Regions from separate parts of the Homo sapiens genome. Here region 1 is linked to region 2. Evidence: chromatin contacts called from ENCODE Hi-C or POLR2A ChIA-PET data. All regions are on one chromosome and are shown on one strand. Each heading gives the region's core, a stretch centred on a gene start or an enhancer-like site at or near the end of the contact. The rest is flanking DNA. Distances are from core to core; before and after follow the strand shown.

What was found. Hi-C counts contacts between places; a loop is a spot of excess contacts on that map. ChIA-PET counts read pairs that join two places held with the same protein, here RNA polymerase II (POLR2A). Pooled maps may share reads with other maps.
Region 1: a loop to region 2 is called in a map of heart left ventricle, with 6 times the contacts of the local background. The contact joins the enhancer-like site here to the promoter of MAP3K20 in region 2. A Hi-C loop is called at or near these places in 52 of 168 maps with a recorded cell type or tissue (A673, CD14-positive monocyte, Caco-2 and 25 more), 11 of 37 single-sample maps with no recorded cell type and 37 of 50 pooled maps. POLR2A ChIA-PET finds 5 or more read pairs at or near these places in 5 of 52 experiments (AG04450, BJ, MCF 10A and 2 more).

What each region holds. Positions count from the first base shown.
Region 1 is chr2:173,025,547-173,029,898 of GRCh38, forward strand. RAPGEF4 (Rap guanine nucleotide exchange factor 4) reads left to right here. Exons shown (of 31, transcript NM_007023.4): 24 at 1,026-1,151; 25 at 1,535-1,713. Among named protein-coding and RNA genes, the nearest start is that of MAP3K20, 48 kb to the right of the region's middle. Within about 2 kb of position 2,070, at least 16 of the 41 ENCODE cell types and tissues checked have a DNase peak (open chromatin) inside an H3K27ac peak, as active enhancers do; they include Panc1, ascending aorta, gastrocnemius medialis and 4 more, where a contact is called at or near this core.
Region 2 is chr2:173,074,033-173,078,967 of GRCh38, forward strand. It overlaps MAP3K20 (mitogen-activated protein kinase kinase kinase 20), which reads left to right and starts at 1,814. Exons shown (of 20, transcript NM_016653.3): 1 at 1,814-1,970. RefSeq lists silencers at 1,509-1,558, 1,639-2,378.

The DNA of each region.
Region 1 (4,352 bases), core at 820-3,319, 48 kb before region 2:
ATTCTCCTGCCTCAGCCTCCCGAGTAGCTGGCACTACAGGTACATGCCACTACGCCCAGCTAATTTTTGTATTTTCAGTAGAGACAGGGTTTCGCCATGTTGGCCAGGCTTGTCTTGAACTACTGACCTCAGGTGATCCACCCGCCTTGGCCTCCCAGAGTGCTGGGATTACAGGCGTGAGCCACTGTGCCAGCCACTTTTGTGACTTTTGGAACTTTGTAATGTGTGTGTTGCCTATTTATATATAAATCTATTGCATTATACGTGTGCTTCCTATATATGCATATCATTCATCTCACTAAGTAAAAACACTTTAGATCATTTCTCATAAAATAAAACTGAGATAAGCAAGTCAGATGGAAACTTTTAGTGAGGGGTCTTCCAGAAAGTAGCAGACGTTGGCTTTCTAATGTCTAGCCCAAAACACCATAACCATGCGAATAACATCCTCAGCTCAACATCTGCCCAAGAGTAGAGGGATCAGACATCATGTGTAACCTCAGTTCACAGAGCTTTCCATTCCCTCATGACCCCAGGCAGTGTGTCCCAAGAGATGGAGAGGCAGCAGTGTTACCATGGCCACCGGCAGCAGGAAGTAGCACTGTGGATGAACGTCCCAAACTGCCATGCCGTTACCTGCTTTACAGCAGCTTCAGTGAGAAATAGGAGAAAAAAGGTCTCCCAGGACTTCTTCCATTTTTACCAGGGAAAAGAAGAGTTTCCAGGGACCTCCCAGGCCTGAGTGTGAGAGAAGAGAACCTCTGCAGGTCACTCTTCACTGAATCTTATTTGCCGCGGTTCACATTTTTCAGTCAGTGGAATTGATGGTAATGATGATTGGTGACTTACAGACGACACTAAAGCAACTAGCGTTGCGAGCAGAGGCATCTCTCCTCAGAGTTTCCAGATATTCCTGAAAGCGTCCATCTCCAGAATCCTTTCCCCTCAGAAACTCCTGAAAGCTTTTAGTGCTAAATACTTGTCTGTGTTGAGTTTCTGATATGTTTTTGCATTATTATTCATAGACTCCCTTACCAGAACAGGAAGGCCCAACTGTTGGAACAGTGGGAACTTTTGAACTGATGAGCTCCAAAGATTTAGCATACCAGATGACAATTTATGATTGGGAACTCTTCAACTGCGTGCATGAGGTAAGATGCAGGATCAGATGTGTTAGTAGCTGAGATAGCAAGGATAAAGGCTGCTGGCATTGCTTAGTTTGTAAGTGCTAATATGTGCTACAATATGGAAACCACATGACCATTTTTTTGCATACTGAGCTTATAAATAAAGCATGCTATAAAGCCTTTGAGTATTAAAGAAAAATCTTTACAGTATGCCGTGTCTTCCTGTGTATATTAAGCCAGTAAAACCTAGTTTATATTTATATATTTAACAAACCTCATGGAAGCCCTTCAAGTCTGATTGACTTCACATTTGCTGACCAGTAAAACACTGTCTTGACAAATAGAGAAACCTGCTGGTGTTTTGATTTAAAAAAAAATAAGCAAAATTGTTTTCCTTTATTTTCTAGCTGGAGCTAATCTATCACACATTTGGAAGGCATAATTTTAAAAAGACCACAGCAAACTTGGATTTGTTCCTGAGGAGATTTAATGAAATTCAGTTTTGGGTCGTCACTGAGATCTGCCTTTGTTCTCAGCTCAGCAAGCGTGTTCAGCTATTAAAAAAATTTATTAAGATAGCAGCCCAGTAAGTATATTTAGCTTGGAAAGAGAAAAAAAAATGTTGAGCTGTGTTTTCATTTTGTTTTCTTAGACTACACCTTAAAAAGAAAAGCAGGATCTAGGAACTGCTAGAGGGCCAAACACAGGGTCTTAGGAATAACCAAACTCTTGTAATGGATCTCTCCTATATTTTGTAGCATTTAACATCAATAGATAAATTAACTTCTTTACAGCACTGATGCTGGAGTCGAAGTTGTGACCTCTCTTTGCTCTTTGCTTTCTACTCAGACGGTTTTGCCTCCTTTAGTTTAAAATTCCTTCCGTAAACCAAGTTCCCTTATACTTCGAAAGTTCAGTTGAAAAGATCTTGAAGTCAATGTCCAGCATGACACATTCTCACCAGTAGAGGGCAGTGCAGCATGCATGTACAGCAGCACATCCAGCCCAGACAGAATTAAATCGGTAAAATGCATGCGAGCTAACCTGGTACATGAAAATCATCACTACAAACATCAGAAAAAGAAGCATCTATCTTATAAATATTCTATTAAACAGCACTTCATGGGAAACAATTTTTTTACTACAGGGGCCAGTTAGAGTTCTCCCTGACATGAATTTAATCTTCTCCTGCTATTTAGATATGCCTGACAACCTCCTGTTTACTTCCATGTTTTTGGTATCACCACAGTGCTAAAAATAAAATGCTAAATGTGGCCTATGGCTGTGAGACTTCTTTCCTTTCTAAATGCAGGGAGCTCTAGCACACAGGAAGGCTGAGAGCACAAGTGACCCCAGCTAGACAATTTTCTTGACCCAAAATCAAACATGGAGTTTGATTTCCTGGGCTAAACAAAGAAGTAAAGGCTGCTTGACATTTTATAGATATCAGTTTGCCAGATGCCTGGAATTATTTGCCAACAACTTGAGGGTTCAATAGAATACCAAATCCCTTGGATTCAAAAGCTGCTATCTGTTAATATGGCAAAGCTGGCTATTTTAAGAAAGGCTTGGTAAAATGGTGCCTGTGAATTTCTGGTTCAGAGTATAGCCACTTCCCTGGTAGTCTGCACAGCCTTATGGCAAGGGACAAATGCCTTCACATATTTGGAATGAGCTGATTATGGAAACTATGACAAGATGTGCTTTCCCGTTAGAAGAAGCACACTCTCTCTCTTCACCTTAGCCTGGCAGTGCCCAATGCAACAAGAAGAGAGAGGCAATCTGCACACAAATGTGGGAAGCCAGAAAATCTTTTGGGGCCTGATCCTGTTATTTTACAGAGGCAACATGGGAGAGCCTTTCAGAACACCCAGGACTTTTTTTTATATATATATATTTTTGCTTTTCTTATCCCTCTCCCTTCTGTTTAGGTGAATGAGTAGGTGGACTTGGCCTTCAGTATAAATTAGTTTATGTTATTTAACCATTATTAAGCCCTGTGCTACATTTGCCGTCCTGTAGAGAAGCTATTTACACAGCCCAGCTGAAGAAGACTGTAGACTTTTTAAATCCGAGATCTACAAGAATGAGGTTGAAACCTCGTGACAGTAGCATCTGTTTTACTTTATATTTTTAGAGAACTTCAACATATTTGTTTTAAGCTCTTTGCCTGCCCAGAACTGTGTGAAGTTGGTGGAAGCAGATGTTCTTATTCCTCTGTTTACATTCGTGGAGGCATAGAGAAATTTCATGACTTACATAGGGTAATAAAGTTAGCTGATAACAAGGCAGTGACTAGAAAGGCAGGTCTACAGCCCTGCATTTGTTCTTTCAAGATCACATAAAGGACAGAGGCAAACACATAGATGCGATTGTATACCTGCCTTTAGCCCCAGGTGTCTTCTAAATAACCTTCAGCTCCTGAACTCAGACCCATTGTCCCAGCACACCAAAGGCCTCACTTGCTTTCTCACCAGTGGGACCATACACACTAGCTTCTCTGAAATATGTTCTCCATCTCCACACAGACAATTTAAGAATTACTCTTTGCTACCTTTGCAATGGGTAGCAAATGCAACAATTTAGTCTTTTTCAAAAATGTTAATCCAAACAGGATTTCATTATGATATGGTCAATTTCGATAACCATATTGATTCAGGATGAAGGATTTATGCGTATTGCAAAATGAATTCTTTCCCTTTTCAGGGACCTGGTATGAAGAAGTTTGGGGTTTCTCTTTCTAAAAAATGGTTAAACCAAGTACCTGTGTTAAACATCACCATTCTAATAAGAATTTCTGTTTTTTTCCACATGTCTCATTCCCAAACATATATTCATAAAAGCTAATAATGGCGTAAGTACAGATTCAAAATGATCAGCTTCATTGATGTCAGTAAAACACAGAGAAGGTTATTTCTTGGTCAGTTGTTTAGGTTACTTCTCAGCTTTAAAATTCCTTGAGATTGAGTGCCCAGCCTATAGAGATCACACCTTATAAGTTGATATTTTTCAACAAACAAGTAGCATTTGCATGGCAGGTAGAAGCCATGGTGGCTGCAGCTGTGAGACTCCCTTAGTGCCCTCTCAAGCTGCCAGAGGAGGATATCCACCTTCAGGCTAAAGGTCTAGAAATCTCCAAGGGCACTTCACTTTTTTTCTTACCCCATGAGATATTTCCCTCTCGGTCCAACAAGGCTTTTAGCAAGTTTGGGATTATAATAACAA
Region 2 (4,935 bases), core at 564-3,063:
CCAGAAGTCAGGTTCTCTGACTCTCAGTCTAGGGTCCTTTCCAAAACAAACAAGTGCCTCTGAAGGTAAGGTAAAATGACTGGAGTCTTCCTATGCCTGGGGTCTATGCTAAAGAGCCTTAGTTTTTCCTTGAATGGATAGGATGGAATTATTTGAATTATTTTATTAGACCTGCATTATACATTTTTTTAGCATGGCAATTTTCATCAATTCTAATTTCTCAGTTACCAAAATAAAATTTATTAATGCTAAAATCTCCAGTCCTTATCAAAGGGCAAATTAATCAGACTAATAAATTGTTTTTTAACCTCTACTCATTCATCCCTCAACTTTCATATCTTTAACCTATTGAATGACTTACAAATTTTCTATTTCACTCTTGACCTCTTTCCTGAATTTCAGTTTCATATTTCAGTTGCTGCATCTCTACCTGTTTTTACTCCTATGACCTCAAACTCAACATGAAGCCAGCTTCCCTTTCACGTATTCCTATTTTTGTCAATGACACCATCATTCTTCCAGTCATCCAGGTCTGAGATCTTGGCATCATCTCTCTTCTTCTTCTCTTCTAAATCTTGTGGGTTACCAATTTCTGTGGCCTCTTGCTGAAACGTTTAATATTTCTCTCAATTCCATTTCTTCTTTTTTTTTTTTTTTTTTTTTTTTTTTTTTTTTTGAGACAGAGTCTCACTTTCATCCAGGCTGGAGTGCAGTGGCGCGACTGTGGTTCACTTTAGCCTCGACTTCCCCAGCTCAAGCGATTCTCCCACCTCAGCCTCCCGAGTAGCTGGGACTATAGATGTATGCCACCACATCAGGCTAATTTTCTGATTTTTTTGGAGATGAGGTCTCACTGTGTTACCCAGCCAGGTCTCAAGCAATCCTCTCAGCTTGGCCTCCCAAAGTGCTGGGATTACAGGTACCATGCCCAGCCCATTTCTTCTTTTTAATTCCATTTCCTACATCCTAACTCAGGTCCTCATGATCCCACAACCGGGTGGTGACAATATCTACTACTCATCCTGGTTCCATCCTAGCAACCCAACCTACAACTACTGTGGACTACTCTCTCAAAATTACCATTTAAACAGAATCACAAACCCCCATTTCACCCCTTTGATTCTAATTTTTCACAGCTCCCAGTGTCCATGGATAATAAAATTCAAATTCAAAATCCTGAATAATGTTGCCCATGCCCTTGCAACCTCCTCTCACTTTTCCTTCACAGAACCATCCTCCCCAATCAGAAATTTCTTTTCTTCCCAACGCCCACCTCCACCTTTGGCTTAGGCCTGTAACGGACTCTGGCTCCTCTTCTGAATTCTGCTCTGTTAAAATTAGCAACTAGAGCAGCAGACCACGGCCCCTCCTCAAAATTCCAGAGGTACCTACTGATCTTTCTAGAGAGGCAGCCTTCAGACCTATGTTCCCAGAAATCTCTACGTTTGTGCCTTTCCCAACTAGAGAATTAACTCTTGCGGGGCACAAAACAGCCTCTATTTCTTTGCGTCCCCAGCGCCTGTTTGTTGAAGACTGAGTTGAAGGAGTAGCAGGTGGTGTTAATTTGTCAAAAAGATGAGTTAAGGTGCTGGGGGCGAGGGGGAACACCCCCACGGCCCTCCCCCCACAGCAAGGCAGGTGTGTCTGGGGGCCTCGGCGGGTGCCGGGGCGCGGGGCGGATGGTGCCCCCCGGGCGCAGGCCAGGGAGGCCCGAGCGCCTTCCCCACGCCCCGCTCGCCCGCGCGTGTGAGGGGAGGGCGGCCCAGCCGTTTCGCGCCGGGAGGTAGGTGGTGCTGTTGCCGTGACTGTCTTCCTCATTGGCGCCGTGCAGAGAGGCGGAATGTTCAACTCCTAACTGCAGCGGAAACGTGGGAGCCGCGCGGGCCGCTGTCGTCCCAACCCCCGCCGCCCTCGTCGCGCGCGGGGCCTCCGCGCCCCCGGCTGCTGCTCACGCCCCGCCCGGGAGCCAGGTAGGGGTCAGGCTGGAGCCCGCGGAGGGCGGGGAGGGAGGGGGCGAGGCCCGCCGCGCTCGCGAGTCGTCCCTGCGTCTCGGGGCCGAGGCTCCGCCGGAGCCCGGGAGTCTAGGCGGCCTCGGGAGGCTCCTCGGGGCTCCCCTCCCCGACCCAGGGCCCGCCCGGCGGCGGCGGCCGGAGCGAGCGGGCGGGCGAGCGAGCGAGCGTTCGCGGCGCCCGGGAAGTCCTCGCGGGACCTTGGCCGCGGCGCCGCCAAGTGCGGTTCGGGAGAGTTCGGGCCGGTCCCATGGAGAAGTTGGCGCCTGGAGGCGCGGGCGCAGGCCGGAGCGGCCCCGGCTTTCGCGGTCCCGGGCGTGCGGCACGGGCAGGGGCTCCGCGAGCAGCAGAGCCGGCCAAGCAGCGGGTGACTGGGGCACTGTCGGGAGGCGAACCGCGAGGCCCCCAAATCAGGGTAGGGTGCAGGCCACTTCCCAGCACTCGCTGTGCGTGCGAGGAGGGACGACGAACTTCTGCTTTTCTAAGAACTCGACCGCGAGCGGTGTTGCTTCCCATCCATTTTCCTTCATTCTGTTTTCCTCACACAATTAGGCCATGCGAATAACCAGCAGGAACAATGAACACTAAAGATTAGTTTTAAAAACATGCGTAAATGTATCCAGAGCCACCGCTCCCCGCCCTTCCTGCCCCGGGCTTGGGCAGCATGAAGCGCCCGCCCTCTCGGGCTTCCCCCTTTCCTCCCACCGGAGCCGGGGATGTCTCCTTTGGCGACCCTCAGGCAGCGGCTTTTTGTGGGCTCCCAGACCTGCACCAGGCCCAGAAGTGCTTACCCAGGCCGTCGCCTCGTCTGGCCTCGCTTGCCCATGACAGCTTTCAGAAAACTTTAATTCAGGACTGGCTAGATGACATCCGATTGCCTAAAAAATTTTTTTAAAAAGTTATCTCTGTTAGATCGCTGAAAATGTTATGTTTCTGATGCGCTTTGAGATCGCGCATAAGTACTGTTTATGGGGAACTTAATTACTATTTTTGTTAGTTTCTGTAATAATGAAAGCAACACAATTTAGGGGCCCATTCCAAGTATGGTACAGTAAGCAGCTCTCGATACTGGTGTGTGAGAATCGTCTTACAGAGTGAATTTGAGGATGTTTGACTTAAGATTGTTGAAAACTGTACTCCTTCTTTAACCCCGAAGCTGTTTTGGAAGAGCCTTCTTGCTTCCTCGACCTTCGTTGAAATGAACAGCTAGGATTTAGTGGATCCAAACCTCCAAACACGTTTAAAGACAAAAATAAACAAGTGATTCAAGGCTAGTTAATGTCCTCTTTGTAGTAGGCCTATCTCCACAGTGAAATTTCACTTGTTTTTCAATTTTCCAAAAAAAAAAAAAAAAAAAAGTGATGGCTGCATTTTAATTATGGTTATGGTCATTTGTAGAGTCTTTGTTTTAAATTCCTGCTACTATAGTGAGAGATTTAGGAGATTGTAAATGAATACGAATTTAGTTTGGGAAAACAGAATTAAGATAAAGAAAAATGGTCTTTTGGACCACTGCACTGTTTATTTTAATCTATCACAATTTAATTCCTACTATAACTTTTTGAGATTATTTGGGGAGTTTTTTAACTACAAAATATTGTTTAAATAAAAAAATTTAGTGATAATAATTCCAGAGTAAATGACCATGATGCAATTGCAAGGACTTTCTCCGTTGTCTAAAAAAGCAAATAGATGATTGATCCGTTTTTCTTAATCTTTTAGGGAATATATAAGGACACAGTAAAGAGAGAAAAAAAAATCCAAATATTAAACACTCGGACTTGGATCTAAAAATGGATGGTCAAAGATCTTGGGAACTAAGGGGCCTTCTTGCCAAATAAGGAAACTTGGCAAGTTGCACTGTGTATTTTAACTTAGCACAAGAGTGAGTGTTATTGGCAATATATTGGCTCAGAGCCTATCTGGAATGAGCAGTGAAACTGACTTTGATAGGGCTACAAAATTATAAATAGGTTTGTGGGGGCGTGGAGTGAATAATCGAATCATCAGAGAAAACACTGAAAACTTTTCATGAAAATAAGTCAGATGTAAGGTGAAGCTATTAGTGTGGAGTGACAGAGCAAAATGGACAGTTTATTTTAGAAAGTGGTAGATTCAGAAGAGAGGAGAGAATCAGTGGTTTTTTTGTTTTTGTTTTGTTTTTGTTTTTGTTTAAACTGGAAAAAGATGTTTGTGGGGATATAATACTTCTTGGAATAAGATAGCCCTATGTCTGTATCCTGAGATGTTGGAAATAAAAATGAATTTAGATCACTTGTTTTCCATTTTATTCTACCCAGGACAGATTGACAGGGTGAGTATCTTGTCTATCTAAATGTAGTAGGAACAGTTAAGGCACCTTTTGGTCTTACTGCAAGGAAGATTTAGGCTAGTTTTTTGGTAGCTATTAACTTTGCCCCACTAGACACAAATAAGCAGAGTTCCAGCTGTGACCAGAAAATTGTACCTGGTAAGGGAAGAGGACTATGAATGCTAGAGCTTAGATTGATTCGACTGATACATGGGTGCTTTTATGTCAGACCCTCCTACGGATGCTGAAGCATCGTCCTAATAGCTGTTAAGTAATCCCAGCACAGTAGAAGAATCTGTGAGAACAAAGCAGCCCCACATTTGACACCCTAACCCCAGTGTCTTCAATTGTAATAGGAAATTAAAGCCTCAAATTGAACTTTAGGTGGATGGTGAGCAATCCAGTAATTACTGTAATAAGAAAATAGTTTAAATAGGGTAAACAAAAGGCAAATTAGAAGGAGGAGGCAGAATGTTATTAACAAAAAGACATGATATGGTAGAAAACAATGATATGACTTTGGAGTCAGGCCTGAATTTGACACAAGTTGTGTCACCTGTAAGGTAGTTGGCTTGAGCTACTTTCATACCCCTGATCCTCAGTTTTCTCACTCAT